Linked DNA regions of Mus musculus: region 2 is linked to region 1. A link is a contact called in ENCODE POLR2A ChIA-PET data. All regions are on one chromosome and are shown on one strand. The core of a region is the stretch at or near the end of the contact, and the rest is flanking DNA. Distances in the headings are between cores, read along the strand shown. Region 1 holds the start of Eif4a2 (eukaryotic translation initiation factor 4A2). Region 2 overlaps St6gal1 (beta galactoside alpha 2,6 sialyltransferase 1).

Region 1 (7,396 bases), core at 1,250-3,749:
AGTTATTCTATAAAACCTAGGTCTAAGACTAAGCTTAAAGGCATAATTGCACTATTATATATGCCAACAGCTTTTATGCATGCATAGCACAAAATTTACTAATTTCAAGCTTAAAATTCACCTTAAACTTAATGCTCCCTCCTCTTTTTAAACTTGGGACCTTGTTACCTCAAACACCAACTAGGAACGTAAATAATCAATTTCTACATTCTCCACTGTGTAGTGAAATGCTTTTAAGGGCAAATATTGGTATTTTTTCCCACAAGGCACTGAGCCTTATAATCTTGACCCGAATAAAGCTTGCAGCTTCATCAGGAAGTATTACTTCAAAGCCAATATAGCAGTGCTTTGAAAACATAGCATGCAACAGATGCATCACAAACTACTGAGACAGTCAAATGTTTAACATGTCACTGCAGTTTTCATGTTGCACAACTGCATTCCAAATTTTAAATGGGTACAGATATAATCCACCCTGAGAAACCTATGGGTTTAACTGTTGAGGTGCAATCAATCCCTAAAGTCATACCTACAATACCCATTTCCTGCTTAGCTTTCAACAAAACTCCCTGCATGCATGGACAATTAAAATGGGGGCTCTCACAGGACTAGGACAATTTATACGTTTTAATTTTAAATTCTTCACAGTTGTGAAACCTGAAACCTATGCAACACGCAAGCAGTTTTTTGAACTACACTATCAATACCTGTTGAGCCAGTTCTCTGGTGGGGGCCAATACTAGTGCTTGGGTCTCCTTGAACTCAATCTCCAACTGTTGCAGGATGGAAATAGCAAATGTGGCTGTCTTGCCAGTACCTGACTGAGCTTGAGCAATCACATCATACCCTAAAAAAAGTAGGATACATATTTACCGATCCCACATCAAATCGTTACTTCTACTATACACCATGTATTCCAGTTGGAACATAAAGTTACGCCCACATAAGTGATCAGCAAGAGTATTCTCTTCATTTCAGGTCAGTCCCGAAAGATGATTTGCCATCATTTCACTTTAAGGAATACAATCAGGTGCTAGTACTTCCCCAAAGGTCACTTTCCCTTTTCCGGTCCATGTATGTGCAGAGCACTTATCCTAACGGCAATAGAGTTTTACCTTTAATACAAGGGATAATAGCTCTTTGCTGAATAGCTGAAGGCTTCTCAAAACCATATGCATAGATGCCTCGAAGAAGGGACTCCTTTAAATTCATATCATCAAAGTTATCAACAATTTCATTCCAGTTGCTCTGTAAGTTAATAATGAAACTATGAATAAGACATGAAAAAAAAATGTACCTTTCCAAACCTTTAACGTCCACACCCACTCCTTACCTCGATGACACCATCGGGGTCCATTCCCTCTGGGCCGCCATGTTCTCTGCTGACAACAACACTGCAGTTAGACATACTGCTTCCAAGCCACGCAGAGACCCTTAAAGGGCCCTTCCACCCCGTACCTCATTCCCCTCCGCGCCCCTGTGCTCTGCTGAAAACGCCTCAAAACCGGCCGCAATGCTGCGAAGCGCCATTCGCCCTCCCCAACAGCTTGGGACTTGGACCCCTAAGTATAGACGCCCCTTTACTCAGTGCCCTAGGACCAGGCCCTCCCGCTTGGGAAGCGAAGCTCTCGCGAGTGCTCCGCGCGCCGAGCTCCGCCCCTAACTCTGCGCAAGCCGGCGTGATTGACGCCGAAAGGCCCAGGCAGGTCCATGCCAACGGCTCCGTCGCTCCGTTTCACGGTCCAGGGTGATCGTCCCCTGGCCGTCCAATCTCCCATCTCGACAGAACCCTAAGAACGCCAGCTCGCGCCACTGGCCGCCAATAAACCTTCGGGTCCCGGTTACCCGCCCCTAAGCAGTCTGCGCCACGGCTCCGCTTGCCATATCCCGTACGGGGAGGGGCAGCAGCCAAGATGTCACAATGTGTCCTAAGAAAGGGCATCCTTAATACTCCGTTCTTGTATCCGTCCTGTCTCCCCAACATCTGGAGTCTTACCATCATGGAAGCTTCTCGAAGGGCACAAGGAGAAGTGTGTGCCCTAAGAAAAAGCCCGCATACCTGCAGTGTGGCCGCCAAGCAACCCACCTCAACGCGGGTCCTAGTGACCTTGACTACAGGCCACCGGCCGCCCCGGGAGCGCCGTACCTGTTGTAATCCGCGGAGCCACCAGACATGATCCGAAAACCCACTCAGCGCCCGACTGAAAAGACAGGCGGACGGCGCCGCCCGTTTTTTATAGGCTCGCGGCCGGAACCCGTTTCTCGCGGAGGAATTTCCTTATTCCCCTTTCGGAAGCCACAAAATTGTACTCCTGGAGTTTGTTACCGGAGGTGAAGCCCTACAGGAGTCGATGACAAAATCCACATTTCACTATTACTTGGTATTACAGCGTTCCCGGAGATCCACGAATCGGGAACGGGTCTGGGACTCTTTGCTTTCGGCGGAAGAATATTGCAGCAGCGCGACCGCGCGCCGCGCTCCTCGGCCGCCCTGCTCCTACGGGGTTTCCGCGGCCCTGCCGCAGAGGCCGGCGGAGCCCTGGGCGCTTAGGGCGGAAGCCGGTGGCGCTGTTCGCTGGCGGGCGGCGTCTCCAGGACGCAGCTCCGGGCTACCTGCGCGTCAGCGTGCCCTTGGTCCGAGCCACCGCGTTCCGTGCCGGAACAGAATAGGGTTACCCCGCCCGTTCTCACTGCTGTTTAATGTGACAGGAAAGGGCTACCTGGCATTTCGCCCAGCCATTTAATATCCATTCAGATCTGGAACGTGTGAAACCCCTGCCACGGAAAATGTCGGCCACCCAGCACATCCTAGGAAATCCAGTTTGCAGTTCTATTTTTGTAAGACGAGAAGCACAGTGTGTAGTATCATTAACAGATGTCCCTAGGGTGGTGATTCGATTTTCATCTCTTTCTGGTCGGTCGTCTTCAGCTCTGGCTTAAAAAATAATGCTAATAATTTCAACCTAACAGGTGCGAGAAATGACTGATAGAATCACTACCAACTTGTGCAAAGGACCTGTCATTCTTTGTAACACAGAAATGTAAATGGGTGCTTCTGGCAGACTCAGCCCTAGCACTTCAAGAGCTGATTGTCTCTTCTGGTAAAACAAAACAAAAACAAAAAACAAAAACGATTTTAATCATCTAATATTGCCTTACTGAAATTGAGACAATATAGTTCGTATTGCTCGTAATAAACTTGCATGGCTGCATAAGCCTAGACGTTTCCAGTCAGCCACAACTCGAGCCCCTTGCAAAAAAATATAAGATATTTAATCCTTGAATTTTAAAATATGAAAGTATCCTGAACACTCAAAAATTTTTCTCATTAATTCAGAAGACCAAAGACTGACTAACCAGAGAAGGAAAAGGCTCAGTTTGGTAATTTACGAAAAGTATTTGGCTCTAAAAAGATTAAATTAGATTAAATTGTATTTGTTTATTTATTGAGTGTGCACCTCAGCGCGTGGAAGTCAACGGACGACTCTTAGGAGTTGATTCGTCTCCTACTACTTGGATCCCACAAGTGGGTCCTGGGGATGGAACTTAGGTCAGCATGCCCTAAGGCCAGCATTGAATCATCTTGCCAGCCCTATGTGCTATCCTTACTCAAAAATAAAACCTGTACTTATTTGGAAGTTATTGTGTCAGAAACTGTTACAAAATGATGACAAAATAGAGACCGGGTGTGGTGACATGGACTTTTAACCCTAGCACTCAGGAAGTGGAGGCTCGTGGATCCCTGCAAGTCTTAGAGGGTTCAGGCCAGCAAGGGCTATATAATGAGACCTTGCCTCAAGGGACAAGTGAGTGAGTGACAAAATGGATTGGCCATCCTGTGTAGAGTCTCTTTCAAAGTTGCCATAAAAATAAAAATAAATAATACTTCCTGATCTAAGAAACTCAACAAAGTTCAGTTTTTCTGAGGAAGACTACATGTGCCTAACAGATGTTTTCGTTATGGTTAGTACTGTCATTACATGCCCTGAGGATTTTCCTAAGTCCCTTAAGAGGAAATATTTAAGGCTAACCTTTAGACTATAACTGTGGAAGACATTTTGTATTTAAAAAGTATAGTCTGAGTATGGTCACACATGTCTTTAATCCCAGCACTCATGGAGGCAGATGGATCTCTATGAGTTTCAAGGCCAGCCTGGTCTACATAGTGGACAGTCAGAGGTACATAGTGAAACCCAGTCTTGGAAAAAAATGACAATAATAATAATAATAAATTAGAAGATAATAAATCAAAGTCTCCATCCCCCATGAGGTGTTTCCAGTAAACACTGTGCTTATCCTGTTCTCACAGCATAAATAGCACCAAGTAACTCATGAGCTAAAAATAAAGCATAGATTCTTAAGGTTTTGTAAGTCTGTATAGATGGAGTTGACACCAATATAAGGATACTCAGCTATCATCTGAAAGTAGCCTTATCAAAGTTAACTATAAATACTCTTAGTGGCCAGGCAGTGGTGGTGCAAGCCTTTAACCCCAGCACTTGTGAGGCAGAGGTAGAGGTGCAAGCAGTGGGATCTCTGAATTTGAGGCCAACCTGGCCTACAGAGCAAATTCCAGAACAGCCAGGGCTACACAGAGAAACTGTATCTCAAAAGTAAATGAATGAATGTTTATATAAATATAAATGTTCCTTAATAATCTTGGAATGTGTGAGACCAGTTATACTACAAATGGTAATTAAAAAAAAAAAATCTTAACCAAGCCACAGGCCTGTGATTTTACCTACTCAAGAGGCAGAGCCAAGAGAATCACAAGTTCAAGGTGCACCTGGGCTAGAGCATGGGCAAGAGCCCCCTGAAATACATAAATACTGCTTAAAAACAAAACAAATACGGGGCATGGTGGTACACGCCTTTAATCCCAGCACTGGGGAGGCAGAGGCAGGTGAATTTCTGAGTTCAAGGCCAGCCTGTTCTACAGAGTGAGTTCCAGGACAGTCAGAGCTATACAGAGAAACCTTATCTCGAAAAACAAAAACAAAAACAAAAAGAGGCCAGCCTGGTCTACAGAGTGAGTTCCAGGACAGTTAGGGCTACACAGAGAAACCCGGTCTCGGAAAAAAAAAAAAAAAAAAAAAAACACCAAAAATTAAATAGAGCCTTGCACAGCACATGCCTTTAATTCCAGCACTTGGAAGACAGAGGCAGGTGAAACTCTGAGTTGGAAGCTAGCCTGCTCTAAAATAAAAAGTTCTAGGCCAGCCACTGTTGAACATCCATACACAAAAGCAAAATAAAATAAAAGTAAAATAACAAAAATGAAACAGCAGTTTCATAATCAGTTGGTCCACAAAATTTTGTTTATGTATATTTTCAGACCTTTTTGTTTTTGTTTTTGTTTGTTTTTTTGAGACAGGGTTTCTCTGTATAGCCCTGGCTGTCCTGGAACACACTCTGTAGACCAGGCTGGCCTCAAACTCATAAATCCACCTGCCTTTGCCTCCCCAGTGCTGGGATTAAAGGCGTGTGTCACCACACCTGGCTCAGACCTATTTTACTACTCATGTTTATTGTTTAATAAGTTCACAGCCTAAACTATCTGGTTTTGTGTGTCAACTTGACACAAGCTCAAGTTATCAGAGAGGAAGGAACCTCAGTTGAGAAAATGTCTCCATGAGAACCATCTATAAATCATTTTCTCAATTAGTGATTTTCCTCCAGGGCCAGCCCATTGTGGGTGGTGCCATCCCTAGGCTGGAGGTCCTGGGTTCTATAAGAAAGTAGACTGAGCAAGCCATAAGGAACAAGCCAATAAGCAGCCCTCCTCCATGGCCTCTGCTTTAGCTCCTGCCACCAGGTTCTGGAGTTTGAGGTTGAAACTATTTGAGTTCCTGTCCTGACTTCCTCCAATGATGTGGAAGTATAAGCCAAATAACCCCTTTCCTCCACAACTTGCTGTTAGCCCTGGTGTTTCATGAACGGTAGAACCCTGACTAAGACACAGCCTGTCTTAGTCTGCTACTCTCTTAAGACCTGCTGCTCTCTTAATCTCTTACCCACGCTGGGTAAGAATGGGTAGGCTACTGCTGCCTACCTCTTTGTATTATTCAGTTGCTGGAGCAAGTTAGAGGACAGACTCTCTCTCTCTCTCTCTCTCTCTCTCTCTCTCTCTCTCTCTCTCTCTCTGTGTGTGTGTGTGTGTGTGTGTGTGTGTGTGTGTGTGTAGCAATGTTTCCCAAAGTCATTTAGAAGGTAGCATTTACTCTCATGTTCTTCACAATAACTTCTAAGCATTTGTGGGCCAAGACCACTCAGTGGGTTAAGGGACTTGCTGCCAAGCCTGAAAACCTGAATTTAATTTCCCCATGCAGCCCAGAATGACCCTGAACTAAGTACCAGGATTATAGGTATTCCCCATCATAGCCCATGTACCCTTAAAACAAAGATATTTCAGGTGAGCAGTGCATAAGTCAAGTGTATTTCAGAAGTTTAAACTGTGAATCCCGTCCCGTCCCGTTTTTTGTTTGTTTTTTGTTTTGTTTTGTTTTGTTTTGGTTTGGTTTTTTGGTTTTTTGAGACAGGGTTTCTCTGTGTAGCCCTGGCAGAACTCACTCTGTCGAACTCTGAAATCCGCCTGCCTCTGCCTCCTGAGTGCTGGGATTAAAGGCGTGTGCCACCACGCCCGGCTCCCGTCCCGTTTTTTAATAGTAAAAAATTTTGTTGCATATGCATCATTCTCTTACTGCCCACCCCTGAAATCAAAGTAACCAACCAGCTTTTGAATGTTATGTTTTCAACTGCTTTGCCAGTGTATAGTCAGATAGGAGATAATGAGCTCTTGTCACATGTTAGAATTTTAGGTCCCAGGACCGTAGGGAAGACTGACCTGCCTGTAACTTAGTGTTGGTTAGCGACGAGACAGTTGGGCTCGGGGCGCGGGGGAGGGGCGGGAGCTGGCTCAGCTGGTGGCACGAGTCTAATGGCCTGAGTTCTGATGGTCAGAACCCACTTACAAAGTTAAATGCGACGAGAAGCAGCTATTTCCTGAGACAGGAGCATTGCCAGAGCTGCCCCCCACCCCCACCCCCAGCCAGCTACCCTGGAGTACACAGCCAGGCGGAAACGAGAAGAGACCCCGCCCCAACAAGGTGGAAGGCTCTCCAGCGGTGGGGCTTTCAAGGACTCCTGAAAGCTGTCCTGACTCTGCTCTCACGCCCGTGTGCACACAAGTAAGCACATTTTAAATGGTTTAAATAAATAGATAAAGCAATTGGTTTACACTGAACACTTATGTATTTAGGGAGGGAGGTCGAGGCGAGGCGGCCACACCCTACGTGTAAAGGTCAGAGGAAAACTTACAGGACTCTGTGTTTGCATTTCACTAAATGGACTCTGGAGAGGACCTTGGTCCTCGGATTTGACTTCAGGAACCTTTACC
Region 2 (7,396 bases), core at 3,264-5,763, 130 kb before region 1:
GGTTGCTAGGTAAGAGTAAGACAGTAAACCCTAGGCCGTGTGGTTTCAGTGCATGCTTTTAATACCAGCACTTGGGAGACAGAAGTAGTTCCAGGACAACGTGATCTACATGAGCGAGTTCCAGGACAGCCAAGGCTACACAGAGAAACCCTGTCTCAGAGAGAGAGACAGGCAGACAGAGACAGAGAGACAGAGAACCCTAGCTATCAAGAAGGTGATGTGAGCCTTCTGAAGAGAAAGAAGAGAGCATAAAGAAGAGAGCAGACAGCAGAACAATGGTTCCTGTCCACGACTGCCTGGGGAACAACTGCCGAGTTTTAAGAAAAGGCTAGTGCCCAGAACCACCCTACAGAGACTTCAATTTCATTAGCTTAGGGCAGAATCGAGACTACATTGAGATATACTAACAGAAGCCAGAGGTAGGACACAGGACCAAGGAGATGGCATCTGAGCTAGGGAGACCAGCAGGATGGAGGTGAGTCACCATGTCTCGCCTTTATTTCCTTTGTGAGGCAGGCATGGTGCAGACTGGATTTAATTGGACCGAATTAGAGAAACACAAAGCCCTGTACTCTGCCTGGGCAGGGAGTGGAGCCCAGCAACTGAAGATGCCCTACATTTGCTCTTCTCCTCATCAGCTAAATGACCCGTAACAGCCTTGTAGATCTTATGTTTCTGTCTCAAATAACTCATCAAATGCCCGCCCCAGGGCGTGCGCCAAATTGTTAGTAGATTACTGAGACCTTGAATCCCCCAGTTCTTCTTGACATTAAATGCAGCCTGCGATGTCCCTGAACTTTCCAACAACAGCAGACATCACTCTTGCCCACTTTCTCTCTCTCTCTCTCTCTCTCTCTCTCTCTCTCTCTCTCTCTCTCTCTCTCTCTCTCTCTCTCTCTCTCTCTCTCTCCCTCCTGGATTGTGAAGCTCCTCCTGCCCACACTACCTGAATCCTGCTCTGCCTCTGGAAGCTCTGCATCTGTAGATCTTGTCTAATGATGAATCCCCAGGCCCCCACTCCTTTGGAAAGCCCCCCTCTGACCTGAACCCTGAGCTGACAAGTAGCCCATAATGTTCTCCTATAATCAACCTTGGCGGCATTCCTGCCAGTGTTGATCCACCAGCTGGGAAGAGGCTGTAGACCTTGTCCTAACGCAACCTAGGTGGACTCAAATGCCAGCAGGAGTAGATGCCCTAAAGGGTTGCTTGTCAAGGAAGCCACTACCTCATGATGTCTAGGGCCAAATTCCAACAGTGACCATCATATCTGGTCCCACTATTTCCTCCTGATTCCTACCTTAAATGTCTGGAAAACTCTTTTTGGAGGGAGAGTTTCCTATCTCTTCTCTGGCCTTGTCATTCTCCCTCCTCCCTCCGCAACTGGTCCATCTCTTATGCTCCACTACACACGGCCCTCTCTCCTCACAGACTGACAGCTCCTCCAGAAATTGTTTCTCCTGCCTTTGTCTGTGCAGTGCCTAGCAGAATCTGGTCCACTGGGTGAGCAACAACTGAGAATAACCATTGAAAAGAGATGCCGCCTTGAATTTTGTAGTTAAAGCCACACTTTATGTAAAGAAATGTGATTTACAAGTTAAATAATGGAATAAATGATTTGATATAGTTAAGTAGATACAGTTATAAAAGAAAGAAAGGGAAGAAAAAAGGGATAGTATCAGGTTACAAAGTCGCTCTCCCCAAAACATTATTTCAATCACTTTTTCAGGGTCGGGGAGGTGGCTCAGCAGTTCTGAGCACTCGCTCATGCAGAGGACCTGTGTCTGACTCCTACATGGCAGCTCACAAGCAGCCATCACTCCAATTCCAGGAAATCAGATGTCATCTTCTGACTTCCTTGGGTACCAGGCGTGCATGTGATGCACAGACACACATGCAAGCAAAACATTCATAACCATGAACTAGAGTAAATAAATCTAAACGAAAGGATCACACTTTCTAAGTGGGCTGACATGACAAATCTTCCAAACTCATCGTGGTAGCTGCACTAGGAATGGCCCCCACAGACTCATGTGCTCAAATGCTTGGCTCATGGGGAATGAGTGCCACCATTAGGAGGTGTGGCCTTGTTGGAGGAGGTGTGTCACTGTGTAGGCAGGCTTTGGGGTCTCCTATGCTCAGGTCCACTCCTGGCTGCCTTCAGATCAAGATATAGAACTCTCAGCTCCTCTAGCAGACACTGCCATGCTCCCTACCATGATGATAATGGACTGACCGTCTGCAACTGTAAGCCAGCCCTAATTAAATGTTGTCCTTTACAAGAGATGACTTGGTCATGGTGTCTCTTCTCAGCAACCCTAACTAAGGCACTAGTCATGTCCACTTCTATTGCTCGAGTGGTCAATGGAATTAAAAAGAAGGCCCAGCTTCCACAAGCACTGCCTCAAAGGAAGAACACATGCTGGACTCTTCTGGAATGCAAACATGATTGTTGCTACTTGGAAACAGGAAAATTGAATCCACATACCCACTCCCTACAGAATGAAAGAAAAGAAAACACTATGATGACGTTGAAACTAGAAAGTAACAGCTTTAATACTCTCTTCCCTGACTCTGGCCCTTCTGCCTACACTCTGTCCTTCCTTACGTGGCCTCCTTTCTAAAGTTTGCCCCCACTCACACCCATTGACCTAGGGCACATATAGACTACAGGACAGAAGCCGAATATGAGGACAGACATGTGGCTTGTTGCCTTTCCGAGGTAAAGTCACCTCACTCAACATTATACTTTTCTGGACCTTCCATTTTCCTGCAACTTACTTTCTTTCTTTCTTTCTTTCTTTCTTTCTTTCTTTCTTTCTTTCTTTCTTTCTTTTTTCCTTCACAGCTGTATAGTATCCCGCTCTGTGAAAGTTCCACATTTTCATAATCCATTCATCTGTTGAATGCCATCTAAGTTGATTCTGTTTCCTTGCTACTGTAAAAAAGAGCAGCAATGAACACAGATGGAGGTTCAAGTATCTCTGTGGTAGGGCATAGAGTCTCATTGCCCAGGAGGACAATGGTGGGGCAGCAGGAGGCCTGTGATTGGACAGGGAAAAGGGAAGCAGAGTGAAGAGTTGCAGGGTCAGAGAACGACTCAGAGAGGAGAGAAAAGAAGCCAAGATGGAGGCGGACAGACAGGAAGAAGATCCTGATCTCACATGGTTTTAAATAGCCACAGGTAGTTATGAATATCATATAGGAATGGAATAATTGGGATAACTTGTCTGATCTAGGTGGGCAGCTTATATCATTATTGATTGGCTCTGAAATTATTGTGTGGGCATCTTGTGAATTGAGAATTTATTGATATATAAATCTGACTTAATTATAAACTTCTAGAGTTTTGTTTCTACCAGGTTGCTGGGTGTTGTGGTCGCTGGCTGAGGGGTAGACGGTCGTTGCATGGGGCTGGTATGGCAGCGAAGGGAACTCGGGAGCTCCGGCCCTGCCAGAGAGTTGGTGGGCAGAGAGTAGTTGGATGGAGCGTAGGAACTTGGCGGTTCTTTTTAAATATTTACGGCAATTTTTTAAAATTTATTTATTTGTGGAGTCTCCATTTATTTGCACCATGGCTGTATAATTTGGACTCGCACAGCAATGGATAATGGTTTCTCTTCCCCTACATCCTCTCCAACATTTGTAATCAGATATATTGATGACAGCCATTCTGACTAGGATGTGACAGTAAGTATCTCAAATCATTCCCCTGATGACTAGGGATGTTGAACACTTTTTAAAACATTTGCTGACCATTTGTGTTTCTTCTTTTGAGATCTACCTGTTCCTTTTTCTTCAGCCTATTGTAGATTGGCAGTTGTCTCCTGGGTCTCTGCCCCCCACCTCTCGTGTGTCTGTCTCTGCCACCACCACCACCCCTCTCTCTGCAGTACTTTGTAGATTCTGGATACTGAGTTGTGGTCTTTGAAACAGCTATTTGTTGATCACAGTCATGTGTCCAGCTCTACTTGAAGCATGCATGTCAATGCTATGATGTTGGAAGAATTACTGCAGACTAGGACGCAAAATGAGCATCTGAGAAGTTCAGTCTCCAAGTTCAAAGAGTTAACAACAAACAACACATCTAGAATTTAAACCCAAGTCCACCTAGCTGGAAAGCATGTGACTTTCCCCCAAAAGCTAAGGGCTTCCTGAGGAAGGGAGACTGTAAAGGTGACTGGGTAGCAGCAAACTGCTCAGCCTCATCCTGTTGAGTCACCAAGACGGTCCCTGAAGGCATGGGTAGGGCGGACGGACAGACGCTTCCAATGCAGGAGTGCTGCCCTGGGCGAGGCTGCAGGGCTCCTCTTTGCCTGCTCCCTCCCTTTCCCAAATGGACAGCCCAGAATAAGACATTCATTGTGAAGATGAAAAGAAAAGCAGCCACATGCCTCTAGCAGGAAGCCTCCCTCATCTGGGGGATTGATTGATTCCTCACACTATCATTAGCCTCCTCCAGCTCAGGCCCTGGGCCAGCAGCCTCCAGCCCTACAGCAAGCAGCATTTGTCAGAGCTGGCAGGCTGCCTCCTTCCCTCTCCCATCTGGAACAAACTCTGATATACTTGGTTCCCAAGGGGCTCAGACAAGCAAGGCTCCAAGCCTGGCTCCCCAGCATAGTTCACATGGAGAGCCACACCACACTTCCTCTTCCATTTCTGCTTGACTCTCCCTCCGAAGGTCGTAATTGACAGGTAGGAAAAAAGGACTCTTTCATGAGCCGAGCACAGCTGCAAGGTGGTGCTTGCCCCAGACGGCTACGGCTCCCTCTACCTGCTCTCCCGGCCTCCCCTGCAGGGCTGCTGTGCATGTGTCGAGGCCAAGCGTGGCCTATGACCACCAGGGTTGCTGAGCTCATTCCAGGAGACGCCCCAGTGCTCAGTCATGTGCTGGGCTTGAAGCTGTGCACAATACTAACCATCCAAGAAACCGCATTCTAACAAATAACTACGGTTCAAGAGATGAAAGAAATCCTCTTTTCTCTGTCAGCTTCAGGGCCTCATTTGGGCAAGGCTAAGGCTGTCTACCACTGAGCATGGTGACATAGGCCTGGCTCTCATAAGCTGAAAGATCGGTGGATTCAGACAGGTGGAGCCCTTCAACACTACGGGGTGCACTAGGTATTTACAGTAGTGTGGCCATGCCTACACATGTGGGCACACATTCCCCTATGCTAAGGCTTTTGAGCCTCCAGGCCATGCCAGGGCCCTCTCTATTCTTCCTAAAGTAGAAGGAAGATACTCCAGGCCACATTAAAACAGCCTGAGAGCTAGATGCCCTTCCTCCTGAATATAGTTTGTCCTCATAGGTACCCATACAGAATGAAGACTGCTACCACACATCCTGCCAACCCTATCCTGCCTGTCTCTTTCCCGACCACCAGCCTTTCCCAGATATGGAAGGGGAACTGCTTGCCTGGCAGTTCTCACATTCCTCCTTGTAGTACACACGTCTGGACACCCTCCTCCACCCTCGCTGAGCTGTTGACAGCCATCCAGACCAACTCCCTAGCCCAGGCATTCCCCAGCAAGCTGGAAGACAGGAGAAAGACTCCCTCACCAGGCCAGGCAACACAGGTGCCTGCCAAGCCCTCTCTGCCGCCTCCCACTGAAAGCCAGGGCTGCTTATCTGAATCAGGATGCAGAGTGTTGTGCCTCTTGACCAAGTCACTTATTTCAACACTTCAGGGACCCAGTCTGTGGCTAGGAGCACTCAGACACCTACCTGTGGGTGCTTCAGCCGTTGTACACCTTCGGGAAGGCAAAGCCTGTGTCCACAGTAGCAAACCCTCTATGTGGCTCTTCTATCTTTATGCATCCTGTAATATCTGTAGCCTAATTTAAACTTTAAAAACTCATGACACGCTGGGCGGTGGTGGCGCATGCCTTTAATCCCAGCACTTGGGAGGCAGGCGGATTTCTGAGTTTGAGGCCAGCCTGGTTTACAAAGTGAGTTCCAGGACAGAACTCAAGAGAAACCCTGTCTCAAAAAAAAAAAAAAAAAAAACAAAACAAAAAACAAAAAACAAAAAAAAAAAAAACAAAAACAAAAAACAAAAAAACAAAACAAAAAACCTTTTAATGAGAAGGAAATTAGGGTGTCATTACGTATGCTGGGATCATATAGCAGCGAGATACTAGAGAGTCTGGACAATAGATTGTTGTCAAATCTAAAACTTTAGCTACAAAATTTACAACCTGAGGTGATTCAGACAAGAAAGGTCTCCATATCTCATAATTTAAATGCTTACATTTAAAGGGAATAGAATTGTTTGGGAAGGATTAGGGGCTATGGCCTTGTTGGAGAAGGTGTGTCACTGGGGGTGGGCTTTGAGGTTTCAAGAGACCATGCCAGGTCTAGTCTGTCTGTGTCTGTCTCTCTGTCTGTGTTTCTGTCTTTGTCTCTCTGTGTCTGTCTCTCTGTCTCTGTCTCTGTCTCTCTCCTGATGCCTGTGAACCAGAATAGAAAACTCTTAGCTAAGGCACCAGTGCCATACCTGTCTGCTTCCCACTGTGACAATCAGGGACTAACTCTTTAAAACTGTAAGCAAGCCACCAATCAAATGCTTTCTTTAGAAGAGTTTGCCATGGTCATGATGTCTCTTCACAGTAGTGTAACAGTAACTAAGACACCATAAGCTAAAGTATAGTTTCTTTGACAGGTAAATAGAAGTATGTAAGTACATGTATAGGAAGCTCATTGATAAAATGCTGCCTGTGGCTCTTGCTCCCTTACTCTCTTGCCCTCTTCCCTCATCACCCCTTCTCCCCCCACCCCCTCCATGTGTTTATGGCCAGCCTCCCCTCCCCTCCCCTCCCATCTCTTCTCCTCTTACCCTCTCCTTCTTCCCCGCCCCCTCCCTCACTTTCTCTGTCCCTACTACCCTCTCAACTCCCTTCCCCATGCCCTAAATAAACTATTTCATGCTTAAAAAAATTGCAATCTGTGAAAAGCATATCTCACATTTGCCTTTTGTAAAGTTTGTTTCAGTAAGGTAGCTAATCAGGTGTCCCTATGGCCCACAAGTCATAGCACAAGAGGAAACCACAGGCTTTGGAATTCAGAGAGCCCACAGGGTTTAAGGCACAACTTTACACTGAATTACTTTAGGTAAACCACTTTGAATACCGTGCCTTCATCAGTGCAGGAAAAACAACTGTGTTACATGGGGCTGCTGTCAGGGCCAAAGAAAACTCCATCCCCCAAAATTCTGGCACCCATTTCCCCTATCAAAGCAGCCAATTTCTTGTCACTATCAAGGAGGATAGAAGGTTATCGGTGGGCCTATTAGCCTATCAAAGCATACAGAGGCCTCCAGGCTCCTTCACCCCTCCCCCTAGCCTAAACTTCTCCAGCTCCTGGGCTCCCCTCCCCCAGCTTCTCATTCCTATAGAACCC

Evidence for each region. ChIA-PET counts read pairs that join two places held with the same protein, here RNA polymerase II (POLR2A).
Region 2: POLR2A ChIA-PET joins it to region 1 with 18 read pairs in Patski. The contact joins the enhancer-like site here to the promoter of Eif4a2 in region 1. POLR2A ChIA-PET finds 5 or more read pairs at or near these places in 2 of 5 experiments (Patski and embryonic stem cell).

The regions. Positions count from the first base shown.
Region 1 is chr16:23,102,571-23,109,966 of GRCm38, reverse strand. It overlaps Eif4a2 (eukaryotic translation initiation factor 4A2), which reads right to left and starts at 2,499. Exons shown (of 11, transcript NM_013506.3): 1 at 2,147-2,499; 2 at 1,334-1,379; 3 at 1,116-1,248; 4 at 708-847. The coding sequence starts at 2,175. Gm30693 (a long non-coding RNA gene) reads left to right here and starts at 6,836. Exons shown (of 5, transcript XR_875958.3): 1 at 6,836-7,187. It overlaps Snord2 (small nucleolar RNA, C/D box 2), which reads right to left and starts at 1,014; the gene lies at 947-1,014.
Region 2 is chr16:23,237,944-23,245,339 of GRCm38, reverse strand. The region is part of intron 1 of St6gal1 (beta galactoside alpha 2,6 sialyltransferase 1); the gene reads right to left. Among named protein-coding and RNA genes, the nearest start is that of BC106179, 16 kb to the right of the region's middle. Within about 2 kb of position 4,513, at least 2 of the 3 ENCODE cell types and tissues checked have a DNase peak (open chromatin) inside an H3K27ac peak, as active enhancers do.